Linked DNA regions of Homo sapiens: region 1 is linked to region 2. A link is a loop called in an ENCODE intact Hi-C map of the cell type or tissue named here. Cell type or tissue: HCT116. All regions are shown on one strand. Each heading gives the region's core, and the rest is flanking DNA. Links, peaks and the distances in the headings are about the cores only. Region 1 overlaps TMEM154 (transmembrane protein 154). Region 2 overlaps FBXW7 (F-box and WD repeat domain containing 7).

Region 1 (8,343 bases), core at 280-8,279, 140 kb after region 2:
ACAAAATAATAAAAGAGAATGAAAATACATTTTTAAAAGAAACTTTTCTCTAGATTGAGCTTTATCAGCTACGAACCTGCCATGTGAACTTGAACAAGCCACTTAACCTCTCTGAGTTCTAAGTTTACTCAAATTATTTTATTTTTAACTGGTTGTTTTGACATGATGTAGACAGTGTCAGGCACATATTAAGTGCTCAATAAATGTCTTTTGAAAACCTACATCAAAAATTATACTTTCTCAAAAAATGACAAAGAGAAGGGATGAAACAGGAAGAAATCCACAAAATTCTCTATTAAACTAACCTAAATTTTTCCTGAAAAATAGTGAAGCAACTCCTTTTTATAATGACATCGAGCTCAGAAACATAAACTATAGAATAAACAGTAGAATTATTATAAGAACAGATATACTGTCACTCTCTCTTAGTTAATTTCTTAGGCACTAGCATATAGAAAATGTGATGTAAATGTCTTACTATTGCTGTAATTATTACTGTATTTTCAAAATTATAAATCCACTTGAGCAGAACCACATCTAATTCTTTCCCTAATCTTTCCCTATGTTGCTGCTTAATGTAAAATCATCCCTGTGGTCAAGAGATATAAGAGGAAAGAAGACAGGCATTTGGCTAATATTTGCGATTCCTTGTCTGTGGTTATTCATCTGAGATTGCAGAGACAGAAACACGAAGCTTTCAGGAAACCGTCTAACTACAAATGCCTCCAGAAGAAGGAAGAGGCTGGCTAGATTGGAAGAGTCATGATAAAAGGGACTTTTTCTTGTTTGCACCACTATCTAGTGGCATTTGGGAGGGTGTTGTGAGTGTGGGGTTAGGCAATAAGGGAGTGTGTTTTCTACACAGAAGTTAAAACAATAATAAAACCAACCAAAAGGATCTGTTTTCTGTCGTTACCATGTGTTGGCAATGCTTAACCAGATCAGGGATGAAATTCTCTTCAACTTGAGGGCAGACCCCTCCTAGCACCCTCCTCCCACTGACACTTTGCCCCTGGGCAGTGCCAGGCACATAGCAGGTATGAATCACGGAAAAGATGCTAAGATGGAAAATAAGAATATGAAACACTCCCCTCCCCCATGATTCCTTTGTTGCTTTTCCTATTGATTTCTTTCAAACATGAAAACCATAGTGTCCACTTCTCATAGTATTTTGTACATCTCTGGTCCTTATTAAAATCCTGTGCTGTCTTTCGGATTCCATAGCTCAGGAAGAATATCCATTCAATGAGGACAGAGGAAAGTAATGAACAAGACTGGCCAATGAGACAAGGATAAAGTTCTGAAAGGCCTGAGATTACAGACCCTAACAAGACAAGCTTGAAGAGTTGAAGTCTTTGCACACAATGTGGTATATTCAGTGTAGGATGGTTATCAGATTGACTCCCTTTTCCCAGAAGCATGGTGGTCGTAGGTTCTATGGACTTAATAGATAACAGAGGTTCTATGTCAGGCATGTCTTTCTAGCATCAAGGAAAGTGGAACCCTGTAAATGAATTCCAGAAGGCTTTGTTTATCAGGAGAAAGGAGAAGTGTGTCTTCCACTAAATTCAATTTTTAATGACTGTTACATACTTTCTGAAGCATTAAATTCACCTGTATACTACTTCAATGACAGAGGAAGAATCATGCACAAGGTAAAAGCCAATGGAAAACTTTGGGTGATAATGGTGTGTCAATGTAGGTTGATTGATTGTGATAAATGTAGAACTCTGATGGGGGACGTTGATAATGGGGGAGGCTGTGCATGTGTGAGGGCAGAGGGTATATGGGAACTCTGTATTTTCTGCTCAATTTTGCTGTAAACCTAAAACTGCCCTAAAAATAATCTTTTAAAATCCCAGTGTGGGAGGGGGAAGAACAATTGCCACTGCATAAGAATAATTAGTTTCACTTGCGTGGTGCTTTAAAACTTAGCTACTGCCGGGTGCGGTGTCTCACGCCTGTAATCCCAGCGCTTTGGGAGGCTGAGGTGGATGGATCACCTGAGGTCAGGAGTTCAAGGCCAGCCTGACCAATGTGGTGAAACCCCATTTCTATTAAAAATACAAAATTAGCCAGGCGTGGTGGTGGGTACCTGTAATCCCAGCTACTTGGGAGGCTGAGGCAGGAGAACTGCTTGAACCCAGGAGGCAGAGGCTGCAGTTAGCCAAGATTGCACCATTGCACTCCAGCATGGGCAACAAGAATGAAACTCAGTCTCGAAAAAAAAAAATTAAGATAAAAATAAAACCTAGCTAGGTGGTTTCATTCTCTTATATCATCCTGTGAAACTAGAAGGACAGATGTTCTTATTTCCATTTTTCAAGATGAAGAAATTAAAACTCAGAGAGCTAAAGTGACTTGTTTTAGTCTAAAGAACAAACAAGCATTCAAATTAGGTCTTAAAATGAGTCTTCTAAGTCCAATGACCCACAAATGCACTTTCCACCTGTATCTATAACAATTCACAAGCTTTTAGAGAAAAAAGAAATCTTATTTTTGTCCCAGGGTAGATACTCAAAGTAAACATTTTATGGATTATCAATTTAATTAAAACATTAGGATAGGAAAAAGAAATGTACATAAAATTATGACAGAAAAGAAAGATTATCCAAATTATAAGGTGTTACTATCCTTTTAAAAACTTCAGACTGGGCGAGGCACAGTGGCTCACTCCTGTCATCCCAACACTTTGGGAGGCCAAGGCAGCAGAAGGATTGCTTGAGCCCAAAAGTTTGAAAGCAGCCTGAGCAACATAAGGAGACCCTGTCACCACAATAAAGTAAAATAAAATTAGCCAGGCATGGTGGACAAACCTGTGGTCCCAACTACTCTGGAGGCTAAGTTGGGAGAATCATTTAGGCCCAGGAGGTTGAGGCTACAGTGAGCTGGGATCACACCACTGCACTCCAGCCTAGACAACAGAATGAGAGTCTGTCTCTACACAAAACAACAAAACACCAAAAAACTCCAGAGTGATAAGTGGACTATTCTGAAATCACCAACATTAATGGGCCTATGCCAGTAATTAAGGAGAACTGAAAGTCTCATAGTAGATCAAACAAATTCCTGATTTCCCAGGATTGGTAGGTCCAGAAAGAAACCACCAGGGAACACAGGGACAAAAATAATGCTTCGCCCACCAGTATTGATGTGTCTGGGTCTTAGGATACAGGCTTAGGATAAAGGAAGTGAATTTTTTTTTAATCCAGTGAGCTGGGTCTTAGTATAAAGGCAGTGAGTTTCTGTACATCAGTCCTAACTTCCTAATAATTATACTAGCAATAACCAGTGCTTATTGAGAACTTACTTTGTTCTGGGCTTTGTTCTAAATCCAATGTACTTTTCTTAGATTTTTTAATGAATAAAAAATTAACTTTGCAATATCATAATAACCTTTGAAGTAATCAGAAAGTGCCTAGTGGTACAAAGATCTGGGACTTGCCATTCTTGGTTCTCGAATGCTGGTGCTGGCATTACGAGAGGGCATAAAGTGAAGGCCTGACAGCCATCCTGTGAATGCCACACAGCTCTGGACCCACAGTGGAATGTAGACCTTCCCTTTTAAAACAATCATTTAACTATGTGAAGGCTCTAGCTCATTTTCTCATTATTTCAAAAATCTGACTTTTTTTTTTTGAAACAGAATTTCTTTCACTCTTGTTGCCTAGGCTGGAGTGCAATGGTGTGATCAGTGCTCACTGCAATCTCCGCCTTCCCAGTTGAAGGGATTCTCCTGCTTCAGCCTCCCAAGTAGCTGGGATTACAGGTGCCCGCCACAACGCCTGGCTAATTTTTGTATTTTTAGTAGAGATGGAGTTTTACCATGTGGGCCAGGCTGGTCTCGAACTCCTGGCCTCAGGTGATCTGCCTGCCTCAGCCTCCCAAAGTGTTGGAATTACAGGCATGAGCCACATTGCCTGGCCAAAAATCTGATTTTTAAGAAGATTTCACTGCCATACAATTCTGTAATGTTAAGCTTCTTCCATGTTGCCAACAATTTCAAAGAGCAAAAGGCAGGAATGTAAAAACCACTGAGGGTAGTTTTTAGCATCATTGAGGTTGCTCATCAGTGATAGAGTAATAAGATACTTAAGATATTTATGGAGTTTTAGTAGTGATCTGAGCCCTATACCAGACATATATAGTTACATATTTCCAGGTAAGATCAAAACATGGGGAAAATATTCCTTTGTAATATTCCCCCTGGCATTGTTGTTTTCTTCCACCTGCTTGTTAATCAATCTCTCTCTCTCTCTCTCTCCCCCTCTCTCTCCCTCTCTCTCTCCCCATTTCTTTTAGAGACAGGGTCTTGCTCTTGCTTGTTGCCCAGGCTGGAATGCAGTGGTACAATCATAGCTCACTACAATCCTGAAATCCTGGGCTCAAGCAATCCTCTCACATCAGCCTCTCAAGTAACTAGGACTACAGGCAAGCGCCACCAAGCATGACCTGGAATCTCTTTTAAATAGGATAGAATCCTTCCTGAACTGGCAATAATCTTAACATGAAAATGCCTAGGGTGGTGATATTGACCTAAATCTACAATAGGTATAGACTTTGGCATCAGAGCTGAGGTTTGTCTGAGTAAGACTGTGGTGGTGTGATGTGAGGAGAGATTTGGGATGGTGAATTCTTAAGTGAGGTTTAGGGGGGAGACGCAGGAAAAGGGTCCGAAGATAAACATCTGACTGCCCCCAACCATTGCCTAATAATCAGTATTCCCTCGCGATGCTCAGGCTTCAGGGGTTGCCTGGTGACAAGTGACTGACTGGCACCAGACTTCTGGTGAACATGGAGGGAGAGGATTTATCCTGCCTGAAGGTTTATTCCATTTATTCCAACAGAAGTGTGATATCTCAGGCATAGGCTCAAGTTTTCTTCTCTCCGGGTGTCCATGAGTGTTTGCTGCCAACAACTCAGTACCTCCAAGGTCACAGCAGAGCTCTGCAGAGCCAGTCCCCAACCTTCTGAACCATCCAACCTTTTTCCTTAGAACACTTCCCATGTCCTGACAAAACAGTTCTCTAATCAAAACACCCCAAATGTGGTCATTTCTATCCTCACAAAAGATAATATAATTTAAAATGAGATTGTGGAATGCTAAACTATACACCCAAACCCCAAAGCACTAAAATTTTTCTATCAACCAGAGCCACCTAGTGGTAAAATGGAACATTTTTTAAAAATTCCCATTTATTTTCTCACTCTAGTTTACAGTTACCCACTTTAAGACTGTCGCCTCCATCTGTTTTCCTTACCAAACATCTATTTATCCAAGGTAAACAAACCTACAGTTTGTCATAATTGGAAAGCTTTATGACTAAAACAGAAGCTGAAGCAACAGTGTCTCTTTAGAAGGGCAAGAAAATGTCAATACTCATTTATTTCTAAAGATAAAGAGTCCTAGGATATTTACTTTGTGGCCTTCTATTTTCTGTAACACACTTCCTCTTCTCCACACTATGCACATATCCAGCCGCGTAAATGATCTCATACGAATTATAGGCACGGAGGAGGTAAGCAAAAAGTGTTCCACCCTGGTTCCCAATCCCCCCGCCCCCCGCCATATACATGTAATCTGTGGTAGAAATGAGAAGTACCTTGGGTTGTGATTTGATTCCTTCTCTTCCTTCAAGGTAGGTAAACATTCAAAGTCGGCTAGGACAGAATAAAAGCAAACTCATTGTTAGTTACTGAAATCGTATTTTCTATCCACAAACCTGATACAGTTAAATACCATAGTTCTCTGATCTGCGTGGTTACTTGCACAAAAATGGCCTCACCAAGGAGTGATAGTGATGAAAAGATTAATGATGTCAAGGCTCTTGAAATGGAAAAAGCACTAATAACACAGATGCAAAACTTCAACATGCCTCTGACACTGGAAAGGACACAATTCATCACTGCTTGGTTATTCTGTCCCTGCAGCACCCCAGTGCTCCAAAAGCTAGAATCTGCATGTCTCAGGATAGACAGTGGAATAAGATGGCTTCGCCTGAGGTTCCAACGTGTCTGCAGAATGATTTCCATCAGATTGCACGGTAGGAAAGAATTGGGTAAAGTGGGAAAACAGCTGATCTTCCTATGGTCATGAGTTCTTTTCTATTACACCACTCGTTATTTTTAAGGGCAAAAAAATTCTTTGATTCTATCACCTATGTGTCAAAATAACTCAGCTTTAGTTGTCAAATAGAAATGCCTTTTCCAGTTTTCTGGTTTTAGTGAGTATGACAGAATCATGATTTTATATTTCACAAAATCTCTGGCACAAAACGTAATACAACAACATAGCAAGAAGAGATTGCCTTTCTGTGGTGAATTTTTTTCTTCTACCTTTTTTTTTTTTTTTTTTGCATTTTCCAAATTCTACTATGTATGCATATTACTTTTAGCAACTGAAAAACAACAAAACGAGACTCCTGAAGGACTATCTCAATGACCCGCCCCATCCTCAAATAGAATGGCTTTACAGAGTCCTTCTTTCCTCAATATGAAAAACTGTTAGAAATTGTACAAGTTAGCTGAGTGGCTCTTTTTTGAAATCACACCTTGATAAGCCTCTGGTAGCAATAATTCTTTTTTTTTTTTTTTTTTTTTTTTTTTTTTTTTTGTTGAGATGGAGTCTCGCTCTGTCACCCAGGCTGGAGTGCAGTGGCACAATCTCGGCTCACTGCAACCTCCGCCTCCTGGGTTCAAGCTATTCTCCTGCCTCAGCCTCCCTAGTAGCTGGGAGTACAGACATGTGCCACACCCAGCTAATTTTGTATTTTCAGTAGAGATGGTGTTTCACCATGTTGGCCAGGCTGGTTTCGAACTCCTGACCTCAGGTTATCCACCCGCCTCGGCCTCCAAAAGTGCTGGGATTATAGGCGTGAGCCACCGTGCCTGGCCTGGTAGTAATAGTTCTTATAACCAGTCTCTGAATTTTCTAACTCTACTGTAGAGTGTTGAATTTGACAGACCCTAGGGTATTTTTTTAAGATAAATGGTAAAAAATACAAATGACATGATAATGCTGGGTTTTATTCATTTAATCTAAGTAGTAAAAATAATTAATTTTTAAAGGGAATTTGAAAAAGAAAAAGCAGCTGTCATCATTTTAAAGTCCCATTATTGATTTACTAAAAAGTAAGGAACATATACTTCCATTACTGCCAGATATCAATTGGAAATTGTTATATGGGGTATGTATATCACCATCTACATGAGCAATGTCCAATAGAGCATTCTAAAGTGATAGAAATATTCTACATTACACTGTCCACTTAGTAGCCATTGGCTACTAAACACTCAATATTTTTTAATTTTAATTTTAATTAATTTAAATTTAAATAGCCACATTTGGTGATTATCTATTACGTTGAACAGCACAGATCTATGGATACTACATTTGATAAAGTTTTATATCCATAGTCAGTTTAAAATTGTAGATCTTTAAATTCTGTAATGTATAAGGTAATGCCAGATGCTAACTTTTTCCAGATCATTTGGCCTCAGAGATTTCCTTTCTTGAATAAAATACCATTTTCTGCTTCAAAAAGACCATTTCAACAACTTGTACAGAAATAAAAACAAGTGGCAACAATTAAGCTGAATATTTAAGTATTGTCAGACCAGGTTTATTATCTGCATGTACCAGATCTAATGTGGGATTGGGTTCTTCTGTCTCACTCCAGGATTTATTGAGATATTTATAAAGCTGTTGCAGCCTTCTGTTACTAGAGAGGAAAGAAAAAAAACAACTTTAGGTTACCACATACCATTTCTATTCATGCTGTTCATCCATTTATCAAGCTCTTCCATTTCAATTTCCATAACAGAGGGTGTATCTTCCTCAAAAATAGGGCTAGAAATAGAGAGCAAAAGACTTGTTAGAAAGAAATGTGAAAGATGCCTAATTTCATTTGGAAAGAGACTAGAATGCTGATCCTGAGGAAGATGAACTTGATTCAGTGCCTTATGCTCTAGGGAAGCCTGGGGGCTTGCCCTATTCCAAACTACCAAACTTTAATAGGAAGAAAGGCTACCACACAAACAAACATACATTTATCACAGGTCCAAAAGTGGGGTGCCCACAGGCCCAACAAGTGGACAAAAAAGGGAACCCAGGAGGCTGACTGCTCCCCTGAAGGTGCAAAGTCAAGTCTGCAAGGCTCCCAGGGTGAGGCCCTTCCGGGGAGTTGCCATATGAAGCATTTTAGCCTTGCTTAATTTCACTTCCTGTTCCTTGGGGTTTTTTGATCAGTGCCCCAGGTCAAGAGGCCACTGTCAACAGGCTACAGTTATCACCTGTCCCTTCAATTCCCAGGCCTTTCTCTCTTGGAGAAATGGAGCAGTTGC
Region 2 (8,343 bases), core at 153-8,152:
AACTAGAATGATCAAAAACTATGCAAAGACATTCAACTTTACTATAAATCAAAGTAATGAAAATGAAAATCATCAAACTCCATTTCTCATCTTTCAAATAGGCAAAAAAATCATAGCTAGATAAAATTAAATGTTGATAAAAAAAAGTGTGGAAACATGTTAATGGGTATAAAATGGTAGCTCCACTTTGGACTGGACTCGGCAATACTTGATAAAGTGGCACCTGAACCCTGTGATTCAGCAATTCTACTTTCAGGTATCTATCCTAGATAAAATTACAGTAAGTACCTATGTACGAGCATTACAATATTATTTGCCAAAAGGTAGAACTGCATTATCTCTATAAAACTTAGCATTATTCAACCTGGAAAACTAAACAGTAGTTACAATGAATGAACTAAATCTACACATGTCAATATGAACACATCTAGAAAAAAACACAGGTCATCTTTTGTGTAAATGTTTTATGTGTACAAAAACAGCAGGGAAATAATCGTAAGGACTTTAGGATAATGAGTACCTCCAAAGAAGGGAGAAAAGTATGGGGAGGGAAGAACTTTAAAAGGAAATCAAACGAGGCAAAAGGTTAATATCTGCTTGACCCTGAGGTTAGATACACAGGTGTTTGTTATACTACTTTCTGTCCTTTCTTTGTATCTTTGATTTCATAATTTACACAAATTTTAAGAGACTGCAAATAGTAAGCTTAGTGAAAAGAAATTGCAGAGGGCACAATGGAAGGAACTAGGAAGCATGAGAGAAATAGAAGGCTTTTGTCAAGGCAAAAAAAAACTCATAAAACATTAAGAAGACAGTAATTCAGAAGATATGATCACCTACTAACGAAAACTACTGAGAGGCAAGTCTCAGACTCCTTGAGGAAGATGGAAATTGGGCCTCATGGCCAGACTATGCATCTAACTAGTTTATTATCTCAGCTCATTCAGCCTGGCATCACTGTGATTCTCAGCAACTCTCATCACTATATATTATGAGGGTGACTGTGCTGAACCTTGAATCTAATAGGTGCAAGACATTCTGTTGGACAATGCAAGCGATATAAAGAGGCATAGTACTAGTTTTCAGGGAGCTTATCATTTAGTGCGGAAGCTAAGATGCATACAGAAAAACAAAACAAAACAAAAAAACACCTTGCACTTAATGTCTAAACAAGTGCTACTGGAATTCAGAGGAAGAAAAAAATCCATCAGGCTGCTGGGATGGTATAAGAAAGGTTTCATAACAATAGTGGAGCTCAAGCCAAGTAGCAAAGAAGAAAAAGCAATTCAAAAGGTACAAAAATTGGCATTCCTGGTAAGAAAAAATGACAGCAAAGGATTGCAGAGCTCTAGGAAGGGAAAAAATAGAGTATAAGTGCTTGACAATTTTTAGATCTCAATTAGAAAAATAAAATATTTTGACGATAAATAAAATCTTTAAAGTTAGACGATCAATCAGGGCTCTAAGCTATAAACAGAATCTATTTGAGGTGGTTTCAAGAGAAAATAAATTTATTAATATATTAGGGGATTCCAAGAATTATCAGAGAACTGAAGAATCCACTTGGAGATATGATGCCAGGAAAAATACCTAAGTCTCCCCACCAAATTGTTCCCATCCTTCAGCCCTAGTACCATGAAAGCTGAGCCTAGGACAACAAGGCTCACTAGTATCTCTGTCACTGCTACCTCTAAACAGCTCAATATCTTGTCACTCAACATGCACATTAGAAAGCAATTCCAGGCAAGAGCTGTTACCCTGCATTTCTCTGACCCTGAATTCATGTCTTACACAGATGCATCTGATCAATAAAGCCTAGGTCATATGCTTGTGCCCTAGCTGCAAGGAATACTAGGAAATTGAGTTCTGACTCTATAAAACATGAACATGCAAATTTATCCAACATTGAGAGGCTATTTGAAATGAGAAACCACAAATACAGATCAAGTCTATGCTTCCAATCAAGATCCTCAAACCTGACAGATTATAACTAAGCCTTGTACAAACAAGACTCTCTCTGTTCCTCATATGGAGGTAAGAACCAGAGACTTATCAGTTATTGCACACAGCTCCAATATCAGAATCTCTCGGTGATATCCCCCTCCTTCCTGTTTTCTCATATAACCCATGAAGTAAACTGCAAAAAGGGGGCAGCCTCCTGAGCAGCCAGGACCACAGGCTCACGCAGCCATGCCCAAAACACAAAAGTTAACTTTTGTGTTTTTTGTAGAGACAGGGTTTCACCATGTTGCCCAGGCTGGCCAACTCACTCTTATGGTAGTTCAAGTAAGGCCTTCTCCTATGAGACCTAAAATTTTTTGCTCATACAGATAAAGTAGGATCTTAATAGGCTTCCTCTCTATTTTAGACGTAGGGATCCATGATCATTTAGTCACAGCCAAAAAGAATTCAAGTCAGTGCATCTCTGATCATCATGCCTGTCAAGCTACCTTATGAAAATGATGCCTGGACCTTACCTAGAATCTGGCCACACCCCCTGAAGTAAAAAAGACAATTTCAATGAAAGTATCTCCTCCAGCCTACAGACAAAAGCAATTGAATTACTTTTCATATATGCTGGCACTGCCCTCAAAGTATTTCTCATTAGGTTGGTGAATGAAGTGTCTTCCAGACCTCTTAGTAGAGAATACTGGAGAGGGAATAGGGGAGGTAAGTGAATGGTCACAGTGATAAATCCACTCCATCAGTTCTATTTCCTTTAATCTTTTGACTTCTTCCTCTATATTATGCTATGAGTTTTTAGGCATTCAACTTCATTTAGTATAAGTCAATGCTGAGACCAAAGGAGCAAACAATTAGAACCACTCCTGGCTACTTGAACGAGAACAATGAATTCAGAATCTCTGATAACTGCACCATACCAATACATTCAGCCAAATGCAAAAGCATGTTTCTTTCTCTCTCACATCATCATCATCACCCATTTCTGTACATATTCCTGAAGGTTTTGCTGCTTTGTCAGCAAAAAAAAAAAAAAAAAAAAAAAACTTTAAAAAAATTACATATAATCCTTTTCTTCCCATTGTGACTGCAAAGGTGCAGCATGATATAGTCTGACTCCAGTTACAGGTATGGAAACATGAGTATCGTGGGAAGGGGTATGAGGAAACTAGCTTCCCCATGGATGGTAACTGTCTTAAGCAAGGTTGTTAACACAGGGAAGGATGGCTTCTGCTAGCAGGAGAGACTCAGAGTTTGGAGACTTGAAGTACTATGTGTCCGCAATTCCCCATATACAGAAATGTATTCAAAAGATTATTAGCAGCCAAAAATATCACATGTACAATTTAAAAAGTGGGTATTTATAAATTGCAATTCTGTTTCCTCATATTTTCTTAAAATTAAGCAACATAAGATTTCTTCTATTTGGTTTTGTTACCATGCATTTGATTAATATTAATTATCACAACTTCACACTAAGATCAGGCAGCATTATGGTACTCAAATTTAAGAGCAATTGAATTTGTGCCTCTAGAGGGCAGCATTTCTCACAGGATAGACAAGTCCGACTTAAAGTCACTGTGGAAGAAGCTTAAGACATGCAGGAAGACAAGCTTTAGCAAGTTTCTTTCTTGTAAGATATCTCAAAGCCTTTGATATATTAATGTGCATGGTAAAATATTCAATAGGCCATTATTATGGTACACAGTGTTTCTTCAAACTTAATTACAGAACTCTTTCAAGGACCATCTCTAGTGACTAGCAGAATGCACTTTGGAAACCATCTAAATAGGCAAATTCTCTCAAGACAAGTTCCACTTCCTTCTTTATTCATGAACTTATGCTTCATAGGATTTTTAAAACAAGTTTTCAGACATCTCCTTATATTCTCATATCATGAGATCAAGACAGAATGAAATAAACATCAGCAATAACATTCATTTACTTCTGTAGAAATCAAAAACATGGAGAACTTATTGCCTAACTTGCTCAAAGGATAAAAGCAAAGTAATAAAGAAAAAAAGGTTGGTGCTTTAATAACTAGTCAAGATATGGCCACTACTGGTTTTAAAACCACAGAGGAGTTGAAGTACTTAATTTTAGAAATTGTATATTCATCCAAATTCAGGATATTAAATATCTGAGCTCCACTGAAAATCTTTCCACAATCCATGTCAACTGAAATTGAGCTTGCTAATCTAAAGTTTGTTGTAAACCTGATGAGATCTCGATAGGTCTCTACAGATGAACATTCTTTTTTTTATTTGTGAAAGAGCTATTAAACAAAATTACTCTCTTTTTTTGGTTTTTCACCCAAATGATGAAACAGTCTTTAGAATATAGATACTTTTCCACTCTCCAACTACTCTAGTAACATACAGGCAAGCTATGATTTCAAATATGTATATCCAAATGCTTTTCTGATTAAATCCTTTTATCCATGAAAAATGTTTGAAATTTTTTCATGCCTATAAGAGATGCCACAAAGAAAATGCAAGTAGTTCTAAGTAGCTCTTTCTAGGGTGCTTGATTCAGAAGTCCCCTTGGTACTGTTCCTATGACATCAGCCTGATCAAAAATGACTGTAATCTCTAGTCCCAAGTAACCAAAATACTTTAATCACATACATAACCAACTCTCAAAAGGTTTAATTTCTAATATATTAGCTATTAGCCACATGTGACTACTAAGCACTTGAAATGTGGCTAGTGTTACCAGGGAATTGAGTTTTTAGCTTTATTTAGTTGTACTTAATTTAAATTTAAAAGCTGAAGCTGTGTAAAATGTCCTTCTACTAAAGAAAGTTTTATTCTTTTGGCAGTACTACATTTCACTGTGACCACTGTACTGCATATTATACTCCACATCTCAGGATACAGTGAGTCATTTCTAGTATTACACATAAAAATACTGATCTAGTCAGTAAAAATTAACTAATTTACAGTTAGAATGAGTATTTTTCTACTCATCAATCTAACACCGTACTGCGTTTACTTAAATACGTTTTTCACAAATAACACAAGTTGCAGTGATGCCTATGTAAATCACAACTGGTAACTCAATCGCAATACTTTTTATTTTTTTTAATTTTAATATTTTGAATATAATTAATTTTCTTACTTTAAAAATGAATGGACAAGAGGAGGACACATTTTTAAAAGTAAAAAGAAGGCATTACAGCAATACACAATCAAGTAGAGATACAGAAGCTAATGCTACCACCAGAACAGTAAAGTAAAAAGAAACTGGAAGAAGGTATGCTAGAAATTTTCTAATGAATGACAATTACAATTAGCTGTGACAGAGCAAAATTAAAAGCTATTTCTTGGGTTTTAAAGTTTTACAAGTAAAGTAGACAATATTAGGAGACATTTTCAACAAATACACAGTGAATTTTATAAGAACTTTCTGCTCTACAATCAGAAGAAAAGCAACAAAATTAGCCAAACAATGTCAGAAGTAAATGTACAACAAACGTGTTTAAAAGCTTTTTAACAAATCTGGGCTTGTAACTCTGGTCAGCTATAAACTGGCTTAAATTCTTGCGCCAAAAGAAAGAAAATCACATTTACATAAAGAGATGGTAAAGAAATTATTTCAATTATAGAAATTTTGTTAGAAAATTATGAGGAATACTAAAATAGATACTTTACAACACGTGGAAGATATTCAATTAAGACACCATCCATCATATGGAAGACCTTTCTAATAATACGAAAAATCAACAGATTCAAAATGTGAAAAATTACTATTTCCCTTTAGCTTTAGATGAGCCATGTGATATAAGAGACACTACCTTATTAAATTTTTTTTTTTGAGACAGTCTCGCTCTGTTGCCCTGGCTGGAGTGCAGTGGCGCAATCTCGGCTCACTGCAACCTCCACCTCCCAGGTTCAAGTGATTCTCCTGCCTCAGCCTCCAAGTAGCTGGCATTACAGATGCACACCACCACGCCCGGCTAATTTTTTGCATTTTTTAGTAGAGATGGGGTTTTGTCATGTTGGCCAGGCTGGTCTCGATCTCCTGGCCTCAAGAGATCCACTTGCCTTGGCCTCCCAAAGTGCTGGAATTACAGGCATGAGCCACCGTGCCCGGCCCCAATTAAATCTTTTAGGTGAAATTTATTTGAAAGAACTTCTAAACTTAAGAAAAAGTTGTCACTATGTAGCTGTAAAAAAAAAAAAAAAATCAAGAGTGGCATAGATATTTTTTAATCCTTTACCTCTGTCAAAGAATTTCAGCTAGGTATTAAACAATTAGTTTCTATCACAACAGACAGCTCCAGCTATGTTAGGAATTTTAAAAGCAAAAATTGATGTTTCTCCTATTCCTTTATTCCACTGTATGATACACATTGAAAATATCTGTGTTCAGCTTTCTGAAACAGACTATGAAAAGCCCTATGTAAAGAGTTGAATTGTTCAGTATGTACATGCCAAAAATATGAATCCTAGCCAGTTCATGGAAATGTTAAAAAAATAAAAAACAATACATTTAAAACATCTGTGTTCTTTGCTCACTGGGTATAGTGGAATAACTTCACAAAGATCTACTCTAATGTCAACTCTGATTTTAGAAAGAGATGCTTTTCACTATTAAGTAATAAAAGACAAAAATGGCAGTATTCTTTTGTTTCCTCACTTACATCTCAATGCCTATGAACAAGCTTAACTTGAAGCACCAAAGAAAGGTAGAGTTTATTTATGACCAGGCTAACACAAGAAAAAGTAAAATAAAAAGAAACTGGAAGAAGGTATGCCAGAAATTTTATAAGAACTTTCTTATAAATTTACATTGAAATTTAAAGTTTTCATAACACAAACCAATAAAAAAGATTTTACACTTTGTTCTAACATAAATCAACATATATAAATTTTAATTGACAGTGTTTTGCAAAGTGGCTGCAAAAATTACAAAAAAATCATTGAAAAACACTTTATTTAATATAGATTTGCCTAACATCCAATCTCCTTTTGAATATAATGTCAGTAATACGGAGTTGACACAAGAGTTCATGAATTTGCTTAACTTCAGTAGCTCAATTTTGAAATGGATACAGTTTTGCTTCAAAGTCTACTACATTCTACTAAAAAACATGAACCAGTTTTACCAATTTAGATGCAAATATTACAGAAAAATTATTTTTTGGTACTTAATTCAGGTAGCGAAATACTTAAGTGTGTCTGAAACGATTTAGATATGTGAATCTACTTTTCCAACCATAAACTTTATGAAATCTAAAGGAAGATCAATTACTTCCGGTAAAAAGTTAGTGTTGAAATTGAGATATAAAATATCTACCAGATTTCAAAAACTTGGTACAAAGAGAATCTAAAATAACAATTTTTTTTATAAATTATGTTGAAATGGTAATATCATGGCTCCATCAGGCTAAATATCTTAAAATTAATTCAACTGCTTTTTACATTAATAAGGGTATTGCAATTTTTAAAATAACATGTGTGGCTCAAATTATACAGTCACGCATCGCCTCATGACAAAGATACATTCAGAGAAATGTGTCAGGCAATTTCTTCTTTGTGTGAATATTACACAGTGCTTTTACACAAATCTCCATGGTATAAACTATTGCTCCCAGGTTACAAACCTGTACAGCATGTTACTGTACTGAATACTGTATGCAACTGTAGCACAATGATATTAACACATCTAAATATATAAAAGGTATATTAAAAATAAGGTATATAAAATGTAAAACGGTGCATCTGTATCATAAATTAAGCTAGCAGGACTGGAAGGTGCTCTAGATGAGTCAGTTGGGGTGGATGCATATGAAGGCCTAGGACATTATTGTATACTACCATACACTTTATAAACAGTGTGCACTTAGGCTGTACTAAGTTTATTTTAAAATTTTTTCTTTCTTCCGTAATAACCTCAGCTTACTATAACGTTTTTACTTTATGAACGTTTTAATTTTTTGCCTGTTTTGTAATAACACTTAGCTTAAAACACATAGTAAAGCTATATAAAAATATTTTCTTTCCTTATATCCTTATTTTATAAGCCTTTTTCCTGTTTTAAAAAAAATTTTTTTAACTTTCAAAACTGTTTTAAGACACAAATATACACAATAACCCAAGCCTACACAGGATTAGGATCATCAATATCACTGTCTTCCATCTCCACATAATGTCCCACTGGAAGGTCTTCAGAGGCAATCACACACATGGAACTGTAATCTCCTACAACAACAGTGCTGCCTTCTGGAACACCTCCTGAAGGGCCTTCTTGAGGCTGTTTTGCAATTTTTTTTTTTTTTTTGAGGTAGAGTCTCACTCTGTCACCAAGACTGGAGTGTGGTGGCGCTATACTGGCTCACTGCTACCTCTGCCTCCCAGGTTCAAGCAATTCTCGTGC

Evidence for each region. Peaks named below come from ENCODE experiments on the same cell type or tissue, not always from the same donor. Only the 100,000 strongest peaks of a DNase experiment are listed, where the experiment ranks them.
Region 1: a loop joins it to region 2, with 7 times the contacts of the local background. A loop is called at or near these places in 92 of 110 quality-filtered maps.

Annotation. Positions count from the first base shown.
Region 1 is chr4:152,635,325-152,643,667 of GRCh38, forward strand. TMEM154 (transmembrane protein 154) reads right to left here. Exons shown (of 7, transcript NM_152680.3): 5 at 7,764-7,849; 6 at 5,604-5,661. Among named protein-coding and RNA genes, the nearest start is that of TMEM154, 41 kb to the right of the region's middle. RefSeq lists an enhancer at 7,890-7,959. In HCT116, for the core only: a CTCF peak has its summit at 5,153 (motif pointing left); a DNase peak (open chromatin) is centred at 5,217.
Region 2 is chr4:152,497,513-152,505,855 of GRCh38, forward strand. The region is part of intron 2 of FBXW7 (F-box and WD repeat domain containing 7); the gene reads right to left. Among named protein-coding and RNA genes, the nearest start is that of MIR3140, 12 kb to the left of the region's middle. In HCT116, for the core only: a CTCF peak has its summit at 3,488 (motif pointing right); a DNase peak (open chromatin) is centred at 3,509.